Linked DNA regions of Homo sapiens: region 1 is linked to region 2. Evidence: read pairs that join two places in POLR2A ChIA-PET (ENCODE). Cell type or tissue: GM12878. All regions are shown on one strand. Links, peaks and the distances in the headings refer to the core of each region. The heading gives the core; the rest is flanking DNA.

Evidence for each region. ChIA-PET counts read pairs that join two places held together with the same protein. Peaks named below come from ENCODE experiments on the same cell type or tissue, not always from the same donor. Only the 100,000 strongest peaks of a DNase experiment are listed, where the experiment ranks them.
Region 1: POLR2A ChIA-PET joins it to region 2 with 7 read pairs; 1 of 35 experiments calls an interaction of 5 or more read pairs at or near these places.

What each region holds. Positions count from the first base shown.
Region 1 is chr1:27,860,320-27,865,696 of GRCh38, reverse strand. No RefSeq gene overlaps it. Among named protein-coding and RNA genes, the nearest start is that of THEMIS2, 9.5 kb to the left of the region's middle. RefSeq lists enhancers at 1,940-2,049, 2,390-2,469, 2,490-2,549. In GM12878, for the core only: no CTCF peak of the experiment used is centred there; DNase peaks (open chromatin) are centred at 1,196 and 2,386; H3K4me3 peaks cover 524 bases; H3K27ac peaks cover 1,735 bases.
Region 2 is chr1:27,687,192-27,692,568 of GRCh38, reverse strand. It overlaps the pseudogene CHMP1AP1. Among named protein-coding and RNA genes, the nearest start is that of IFI6, 18 kb to the right of the region's middle. In GM12878, for the core only: no CTCF peak of the experiment used is centred there; DNase peaks (open chromatin) are centred at 2,658 and 3,008; H3K4me3 peaks cover 1,111 bases; H3K27ac peaks cover 1,270 bases.

The DNA.
Region 1 (5,377 bases), core at 256-5,255, 170 kb before region 2:
ATGAGCCCGGGGGGCGGAGCTTGCAGTGAGCCAAGATCAAGCCACTGCACTCCAGTCTGGGCAACAGAGCGAGACTCCGTCTCAAAAAAAAAAAAAAAAAAAAAAGATTAAGGGCACATTTCTCAAGGTCTCCTGAGGACTGTGTCATGAATTTTTTTTTAACTGTTAAGATGGCAATTTTTTTTTTTTTGAGACAGTCTTGCTCTGTCACCCAGGCTGGAGTGCAGTGATGCGATCTCGGCTCACTGCTACCTCTGCCTCCCGTGTTCAAGCAATCCTCCTGCCTCAGCCACCTGAGTAGCTGGGATTACAGGTACCCGCCACTATGCCCAGCTACTTTGTGTATTTCTAGTAGAGACGGGGTCTTGCCATGTTGGCCAGGCTGGTCTTGAATTCCTAACCTCAGGTGATCTGCCTGCCTCGGCCTCCCAAAGTGCTGGGATTACAGGGGTGAACCACCACACCCGGCCAAGATGGTTAATTTTATGTTACGTGTATTTTACCACATTTTTTTTTAAAGACTGCTTCTAACCCTAAACCCAAAGTGTAGCATTGTTTATTCTTCAGCAGTGGTCTGGCTGGTATTGAGTTCCCGGTTGAAACAATGTTCCCCGCAAATTTGGAAGCATTGGTTCCATGGTTTTGCAGTCCTTTTTTTTTTTTTTGGAGACGGAGTTTTACTGTTGTTGCCCAGGCTGGAGTGCAGTGGTACTATCTCCGCTCACCACCACCTCCGCCTCCCGGATTCAAGCAATTCTACTGCCTCAGCCTCCCGAGTAGCTGGGATTACAGGCATGCACCACCACACCTGGCTAATTTTGTATTTCTAGTAGAGACGGGGTTTCTCCATGTTGGTCAGGCTGGTCTTGAACTCCTGACCTCAGGTGATCCGCTTGCCTCAGTCTCCGAAAATGCTGAGATTACAGGTATGAGCCACCACGCCCGGCCCAGAGTTGAATCTTCACACATGCAGAGGCAATGGGAAGGCCTGGGACTCTGGGAAGGGGAGCTGTAACTGGCTGGCTCATTAAGTTCACAGCAACCCTGAAATGCGGGTTTATCTGGTTCTTTCCATTTTATATATAGGAAAAAACTGCACCTAGAGAGGTTAAACTGTGTGCCCGAAGTCCCCCAGCCAGGAAAAGACTGAACCAGGGTTTAGTCAGGGTGGAACCCCACACCCACAGTGCTCCTCAGAAGAGGAAGGCCTGGGGAAGTTCCCTTTCTCATGGGGCCTCTGGAGCCCTCCCCATACGAACTCCCTGCTTGTATCTCCTTGCTGCTCTTACTTGCCCTAAGGGTTTGAGAATTTTGTTGAAACATGACTTCAGTTTGGTGGCCCCACTGTGTCACTGGGTTCAAGGTTGAGGCCATGTGGGTAGCACAGATGAAGGGACAGCCTCTGGATTTTGGTTGCTCCTTCTAGCTGGGAGGAAGAGGAGGGTGTCTTAGTCTGTTTCCTGTTACTGTAATAGAATGCTGCTGACTGGATAATTTACAAAGAAAATAAATTTATTTCTGGCCAGGCACGGTGGCTCATGCCTGTAATCCCAGCACTTTAAGAGGCCAAGGCGGGTGGATCACCTGAGGTCAGGAGTTCGAGACCAGCCTGGCCAACATGGTGAAACCCCGTCGCTACCAAAAATACACAAATTAGCTGGGTGTGATGGCTTATGCCTGTAATCCCAGCTACTCGGAAGGCTGAGGCAGGAGAATCGCTTGAACCCAGGAGGCAGAGGTTGTAGTGAGCTGAGATTGTGCCATTGCACTCCAGCCTGGGCAACAAGAGTGAAACTCTGTCTCCAAAAAAAAAAAAAAAAATTATTTCTTACAGTTTTGGAGGCTGGGAAGTCCAAGGCTGAGGGGCTGCAGCTTGTGAGGACCTTCTCACTGCATCATAACATGGCAGAGGGCATCACATGGTGAGAGGGAAGAGCCTGTCAACTCAGGCGTCTCTTCCTCTTCTTGTAAAGCCACCAGGGTGACCATGGGGGCCCCACCCTGATGACCTGATCTAATCCTAAATACCTCCCAAAGGCTCCACTTCCAAATGCCATCAACATAAGAATTTGGGGATTAAGTTTCCAACACCTGAAATTTGGAGGACACATTCAAACCACAGCAGAGGGTAATAATACCTGCCCACCTAATGGGGCAGGATCCAAGGACCTGGAGAGGAAAGGAAGAAGGAGCTTCTTAATGCATTTCAATTCAACTCTGTCCATGCTGCTGGCCTGCTGTTTAGGGCACATTGTGGGGTTGCCAGGAAACAGTGGTGAGTGTCCTCCCAGCACTCACACAGGCAGGACATAGGGTGTGAGGATTGCTCAAGCAGATCTTCTTTCCACAGCTTGAGGACTAGGGAAGCATGCCCAGAGGAAGTCATGGGTGAGTCAAGGGTGAGTGGGACACAGAGCGAGAGGGAAGAACAGAGGAGAGCATACTGGGGAACTGAAAGAGATTTCGAGTAGGAGGCAGAGAGCAGCCAGGCATGCGGGACCCCAGAGGCCTCAGTAAGGAGTTTGCTCTTTGGGGAAGAGTTCTTGATTGATTCAAATGAGTGATGTGGTGTGAACTGCATTAGGTGTGAAGATGGCTTGGCAGGGCAGGGAGGGGCAGTTAGGAGGCTGGTGAGGTTGCTCAGAGGAGAGGATGGAAACCCAGCCTGGAAGGCTGAGAAGAGAGGCAGGTAGGAGGCAGAATGGAGTGAGGGGCGAAGCCCGTGGGGTCTAGGTGAAGGGGCTCATCTCTCCTGTCTGGGCAAGGTGCTTCTCGCTCTGCTCAGGGTCCAAGGTGGGGGTTGTTGAGGGGCCATGTGCGGGGAAAGGAGCCCAGCAGGCTATGCTGGACTTGCTTGCAGCCCTGCTGGGACCATGTGAACTGCGACATGCCTCAGGCCCAGTCCTGAGCCTTACCAGAATAACTAGGGCCTGAGTCCCAGGTCCATGCTGTCATCCCCTCCAGGTGGGTGCTGGGTTCCAGAGGGGCTACTGCTGCAGCCATCTGTGCGGGGGGCCTCCTCCCTGCTTTCTAAGGAAGCCTGGAGCAGTCAGTTTAGAGGTCTCTCTCCAAGGGAGTGATTCCAGCCACTGGGGGCTGCAGGGGCCAGTGGAGACCTAGAGACCGCCCAGAGGACAGAGAGAGGAGGAGAGGTGGGGAGTGGGCCACCCTCTGCCCTTCCCTGAAACCCTGCCACCTGAGCCCCCTCTTCTTACAGTTTTGTAAGTAGAAGTCCTCAGAATCATCCTCCCCGATGTGGGGGATGTGGCCTCACCCTGTCCCGCTTCCAAGCCTGTGTCCAGGCCAGTCTTGAGCTCCAGGTGTGCACACATCTGCCCTGATTTCTACGGCATAAAGGGCCTCAATCTCAGCACCTTCCCCATAACCTGCCCCTCTCCTGTGTTCCCCTCCACAGTGAATGACACCTCTAAACCCTGGATGCCCAGCCAGAGTCCCCAGAGGCACCTTGGGTCTTCTTCCTTCTCCCTAGACTCTCCAGCGTGGTCCAGGCCACATTGTCTTGCCCTGAGACCATCTCACTGCTAGTCTTCCCACCTCCAGCCTCACCTCCCCGGGACTGTCCCCTCCCTCCCATCTGCTCTTCCTTAAAAAAAAAATTTCATCCTCACATTGTGGTGGCACTAAATACAATTTGCACAAATTCTTCCACAAATATCAAATTAATATGATTTTCCTCTCTGATCTCCTTGCACAACATATTGGAAATTACAATTATTATTAAAACAAAAAATACCTATATATTTATTTATTTGTATATTTATTTATTTAGAGACTGGGTTATTAGACTGGTTAATTTTTGTATTTTTGGTAGAGATGGGTTTTGCCAGGTTGCCCAGGCTGGTCTCGAACTCCTGGATTCAAGCGATCCTCCTGCCTCGACCTCCCAAAGTGCTGGGATACAGGTGTGAGCCACAATGTCCGGCCCCTCTGCTCTTCCTAAATGCAGCTCTGACATATCACCTCCTGCTTCAACACTTCCAGGACTCCCCATGGCCCTCAGGTGAAGTCTGAGCTCCTGATGACGTGGTCTTTCGTGTCCTGGCCTCTGACAACATTCCAGCCTCATCGCTTGCCTTCCTTTTCCAGAACATTCTCTCCGGCCACATCAAAGCACTTGCATTTCCTCAATCCTGAAACACCTCCTCGCTTCCCCAGCCTTTTGCACATGGCTGGAATACTCCTCCCACTCTTTCTTATTTATTTTTTGTATTTTTAGTAGAGGCGGGGTTTCACCATGTTGGCCAGGCTGGTCTTGAATTTCTGACCTCAAGTGATCCACCCACCTCGGCCTCCCAAAGTGCTGGGATACAGGTGTGAGCCACTGCGCCCGGCCTCTCCTCCCAACTCTTGTGCTTGGATAACCTTTATTTATCCCTCAGATCCCAGCCCTGACAGCCCTTTTCCAGCGAAGCCTTCTGGTGGCCAGGCTGGTTAGGCGCTTCCTTGGTTTGCTCCTGTCCCAACATCGATTCATTCATTCAACAAATTTTTATGGCGTGCCAGCGATGTGCTAGGCTGTTCCAGCCATTTTGAATACACTGGGAATCAAAACAGACAACAGCCCCTGCCCCTAGTGGAGCTTACACTCAAGTGAGGGGAGGGGAAAGGCAGACCATAAACAATATGCAGTCAATAAGTAAACGATACCACCGTAGGGTGGTGTGTGGTAGAGGGGATGGTGCTGTGGGAACAGTGGAGCAAGTGGGAGGTCGGGGATAAGGGGTTGGGAGTGAGGAGGGTTGGCCTCATTGAGATGTTAGCCTTGGGGCCAAGACGTTGTCAATGCCCTCCAGCCACAGACTCCCAGGAACAGAGGGGCATCTGAGTAAGTTGGGTTCGTGACTATGTGCTATCATAGGGATAGCACATGCCATGGGAAACTGTGGGGCAACTCAGTAAGCTGTGTTAGAAAGGACTTACAGGATTTGGGTTAGATGACTTTTGAGTGCTTAAGAAAGCAGGGCTTCGGGCTGGGCATGGTGGCTCACGCCTGTAATCCCAGCACTTTGGGACGTTGAGGAGGGTGGATCACTTGAGGTCAGAAGTTCAAGACCAGCCTGGCCAACATGGTAAAACACCGTCTCTAATAAAAATACAAAAAGTAGCTAGGCATGGGGGTGCGTGCCTGTAATCCCAGCTACTCTAGAGGCTGAGGCAAGAGAACTACTAGAACCTGAGAGGTGGAGGTTGCAGTGGGCTGAGATCATGCCACTGTACTTCAGCCTGGGTGACAGTGAGACTCCATCTCAAAGAAAGAAAAAAGAAAGCAGGGCTTCACTCTGGATTGGATGCTGTGCAGAAGCAAGGGTATTTCTATGGCTGAGGACATTAATACATTTTATCTAGAGGGAGGCAA
Region 2 (5,377 bases), core at 226-5,225:
ATATTATTGGTATGTGTTCCAAAATTATGGGAAACCCCTCTGATTCTGATAAGACATATTCTACACTATCAGTAATAATTATAATTGTTATATAAAATTGTTGTATGCCACAGAAGTAACCCAAATTCCTAGTTAATTGTGTCTAACTGTGGCTGCCCTAAGACTTTGTCATCCACAGACAATTGTTGTCTTGTTTTGATCCTCTTTAAAGGGTGGTTTATAATCAGCTATAGGACTGACAAGTACTCTTAAATGCAGCTCTCTGATAACTTTGGAAAGTGTGCCATTAAAATAAAGAGAAGGAACTTATAAGACTTTCTTGGAAAACTAATGTAATTATAAATATCAAGCAAAACAGGAATCAATTGCATAGACTAAACTAATAGAACACCAAAATAATCTTTTTCTGATGTTTTACTTAAAATGTTGCTCATCCTTTCTGTTTGGTTTTTCAGAGTCAAGAAAACTTTTCTTTTGAGCTATCAACAGTTTTTAACAATTGAATAAAGCATACCCCTATGAGCAAAATTTTCAGCATATTTCTTTCTCACTACTTGATTTTACCAGAATTTGGAAACTATTTGTGAGTATTCTTAACTTATGGCACTATAGTTAAGTTATTTGCATAAGTGCAATAAGAATCTGTTTTGTTTTATAACAGGACACAGTTGGAGACACTGATTATTTTACCAAGGCTTTGACTGGGATGGTGTGCTTTCAGATACAGACAGCTTTAAAGAATGAAAGCCGACTAACAGAGTCAAAAAAAAAAAATGCCCCTTGAGAAAACTAGCCTTATACCCTGTCTATGCAATCCCTGTACAGGGTTCCTGATCTGTAGTAAGTAAAGAATGTCACTTTCTGACAAGCCCAGGAACCCCAAATTATCTTGAGAACTGGAAAGGAATTCACCCAACTCATACAGGTATTTTCAGGAATAGACAGATAAATTCTTGGCTGGGCTCAAGGCTTTAAAAAGTCTAATCTAAGATTACTTATGGAATAAAGTTCCATCAAAGCCAATTTTAAAAGGAGCCTGCATGGCAAATAATTAATCTTACTGCACTTTATATAAATAATCAGGACAAGTATAATAAGACTAAAGCTTATTTTGCAAACAAATCAGTCCTACCTTGACTTGTCTTCAATGAAAATGGGGACTGGAGAGAAAAAAATTATGTTTCAAAAACTTTTGTACATCTGTTATTAGATTCTAATCTCATCTTTGTTTTTGCGGGTTTTTTTTGAAATTTAGACTGACTCTACTTATTCCTGTAAATCAACCAGTGATCTCTGGCTGCTGCTCAAAAGAAAAGAGGGAAATAGGTAATGTAAAAATCTAGATCAGTATTCTAATTCTGGTCATGTATTGGAATCAGCTAGTGATCCCCTAACAACTTGGTTCCAACAATAGTCAAGTTCATGAAAAGCCTTCTTATTCAGTCTACTGGGATAATTTTACTTATTTCCTTTACCACTGTGGAATATATTGCTGTTGTACTATTTTGTAGAAACGCAAAATAAGGCTACTCAACATTTTCTTAAATTGAACATTTATTATCTTTCACATAGCACCTTTTGTCAGAACAGAAGGTGATATCTGGAAGAGTTATGAATGGCCTTCACCATAACTGACTGAGCTCTTCTCTACCCTGAATACAAAAGACCCTAATAATTAGGCAAAAATATTATCTCCCCTATTCAGCCTGAAGACGTTACAGAGGATAGATCTACAACCCTCTACAACCCTTAGGCTTAAGAGTCCCCTCGTAAAAGGGAGGGGGGAAATATGTCAGAGGTGTTCCAAGAAGAGCAATTCCATCTTGAACAGGGGCTAGATGAAATAAGGGTGGGACCTGCTGGGCTGCTTTCCCACGAGGTTTGGCATTCTTAGTCACAGGATGAGAGAGGAGGTCAATACAAGATACGGGTCACAAAGACCCCACTGATCCCACTGGTAAAACAGGATGCAGTAAAGAAGCTGGCCAAAACCTGCCAAAACCAAGATGGCAACGAAAGTGACCTCTGGTTGTCCTCACTGTTCATTATATGTTAATTATAATGCATTAGCATGCTAAAAGACACTCCCACCAGTGCCATAACAGTTTACAAATGCCTTGTCAGCATCTGGAAGTTACCCTCTATGGTCTAAAAGGAAGAGGAACCCTTAGTTCTGGGAAATCCCCACCCCTTTCCCAGAAAACGAATGAATACCTCACCCCTTGTTTAGCATATCATCAAGAAATAACCATAAAAATAGCCACCCAGTGGCCCTCAGGGAGTAGCCATTCTTTTGTTTCTTCTTAACAAACTTGCTTTCACTTTACTCTGTGGACTTGCCCCAAATTCTTTCTTGCATAAGATCCAACAAGAACCCTCTCAGGGTCTGGATCGGGACCCCTTTCTGATAACACTATCTCAGAGTAGGTAGTGTCTGAATTGAATCAGAGGACACTCAACTGGTGACTGCTGCTTGGTGTGTGGGGAAATCCTCACATACAAATTTGGTCACAAAAGTCTTCTGTGTTGATTGTTGTTGTTAAGTGAGATAATAGAACAGGCACACTGAGTGTTGTTTCCCCCCACCCTGGCAGAGTTGGTGTCACGGAAGTGAGATTTGCTAGAATGGCCTGGGCTGATGGAAAGTTGTGGTTTGGGAAGAGAAAGGATGAAAGAGTGCTGGGTGAGGAACTTTTGATCCCTGAGTAGCCATGTGGTCACCCATGGTTTAGAGCCGCAGCTGTGCTGTGCTCAGTTACTGAAGATAAAAGTTATGAATGGAATTTAGAGACAGAACCAACTCCTGGAGAGTTGATTCACTGGATGCATAAGGAAATGCAAACTAATAAGCAAAAAGAAAAACATTCTTGTTTACTGTTAACTATAATAGCTAAAATGAAATTGAAAGAGAGTGCTGTGTCAGACCTTGGTGCTAAACCAAGTTCAGATTTCAGTGAGTCTGAGCTTCAGCCACTAGCCTCCAAACTGATCCCCAAGGGAAAACTTACGCAGGGAAACAGAAAATAACTGAGAACTGGGTTACCAAGAGGACAGTCAATGTAGGGGAAGGGCAAAACCAAGTCACTATAGACTAGAGGGTACGATGTGAAGGAATTATTCCATTTTGTAGATTACTATCTTCAGCTTCCTGAGGAATCATTACTAAGATGGATTGCAAGAGTAACTAGATTTCAAGTGCTGCAGAATGGAAGAGCATGTTGAGGTTGATGCAGGATCCACAGCACACTACAGAACAATTGCAGGTAGCTATACATGACCCACACACAAACAGGAGGTTATTCCTGAGGGAACAGCCAGCCCAGTAGATTGGATAAAAGCCACTGTAAAATTTGTTTACCCTGAGAAGGGAGACTCTCCTGAAGGAGCTCAAAGAACTTCACCCAAAAATATGGCTCCCTTTGGTATAATGAGTATTTTAAATTTTTAATTAAAGGCCTTTCGAGATCCACAGCCACTAGAAGAGACTTCTCCCACTATCTATATAAAGACTGGATGGACTCTCCAAGAACAATTGTTTTTCCTTCCGCTCCCTGTTATTTCATTATCTATTACAGAAAAGAAGACCGAGAATGTAAGCACATTCTTAAACAGACCCATTCACAAGATAATATCTCTTTCAGGCTTATTTACTTCCAAGAGAACCATTTACAAGTTTGTTGTTGTCGTGGTCGTTGTTGTTTTTGAGATAGGGTGTCTCTCTGTTGTGCAGGCTGGAGTGCAGTGGTGCATTCATAGCTCACTGTAACCTCAAACTCCCGGATTTAAGGGGAGCCTCCTGACTACGGGTATGCACCACCAAGCCCAGCAAATTTTAAAAGTTTTTGTACAGATAGGGTCTCACTGTGTTGCCCAGGCTGGTCTTGAACTCCTAGCCTCAAGCAGTCCTCCTGCTTTGACTTCCCAAAGTGTCAAAATTACAGGTGTGAGCCACTATGCCCAGCCCGTTTATAAATTAATCTCTATTCCTCCGCCCCCACCCATTCATTCTCCCTAGTAATCATTTATTGTCCCTCAACAGAATTACCTATATTCCCTATCTCCCCCATCCCCTCTGAAATAAAGCTATAGAAGTATTTGGGCCTCATTGGGATGTTGGGTAAGCACTCTGTGATTTTTCCCTCATGTACACATTAATAAATTTGTATGACATTTCTCTATTAATCTGCATTTTGTGGGTTGAATGTACAGTGATCCTTGAGAGGGCAAAGGAGAAGTTTTTCCCTTGGCCCCTACATTCCCTATAAATGTCAAATGGAACACCCCAGATGAAGCAGTTGATAGGTTTCATATGCAAGCCATGTGGAGCTGGCTTTACAATGACCAGGCATTCACCCGCTAAGGATGCCTGTATATGGCAGATGCAGCTGACAGCCATAACTTAACTGAAGCGTACCCTGAGAATGATCCTAGGGTCTAAGAAGAATGTGTGTTCGGAGTCCTGAGCTAAGGAATCCGGGAGTGGCCAACCCAGAGTTTCACTCCTTATCTATGAAGGACATCTGAGCCCCTGGCTCATTCCTTGGAACACAGGCCATACAGGGGATGGAGTCCCTTTTTGTGGATTAACTGGAGGTTGCTGGGTAGAGGTTGCTAGGTGGAAGGTGCTAAGTGAAAATGCTGTATCAACTGCATGCGTTTCATAAAACGCATGCCCTGTTTCATAAATGCATGCTCCTGTCCAGCCCACCACCACTGGACCATCCCTGTGTGTAAGTTCCCCTCAGTAAACCCTAAGTCTCATTCACTGGTTCCGGCCTCTAGGACACAGTGCCATCCCTATTGGAGTCAACAGGAGTCCTGCATGACAATGCCTATTACCCGGGTCATGATAAATGCTGTGGTTCAGGCAGCCTCTTTTGCATGGGCACCTCATGTAACCTTACTACTGCAAAACTGAGCTATAGTCAGAGAAGCCTTATCAAATTTGCTACCTCAGCTTCCCCTCCTGGGTCTTACGGATGGTAATGAAAACATTAAGGCAACTAACAAGAGAATAGGTAATGGGAGAGGGGAGAATCAAAGGATTTCTCCCACGAAGGCAAACATTTTTAAATGGTTATTAAGAAATAAGGCAAGAGCCACTGGCACCTGATGCCTCCCGGAGTTCATGTCCCTTCTGCCTTTCCAAGGGGTGCTTCTGTCAGACTGGCCAGGGGACAATACCCTGTTCCAGTTGAAATTTATGGTGAAGCAGCTGGAGAAACCAGACAAGAAGGCAGAAAAGCACTCCTACGCCAACCAGGCCAAAGTGAAGAAGTCCCTTCAGCAGAAAAATGTAGAGTGCACCCGTGTGTACACCAAGAACACCATCTGCAAGGAGAACAGCAGCGTGAACTGGCTCTACATGGCATCCGCC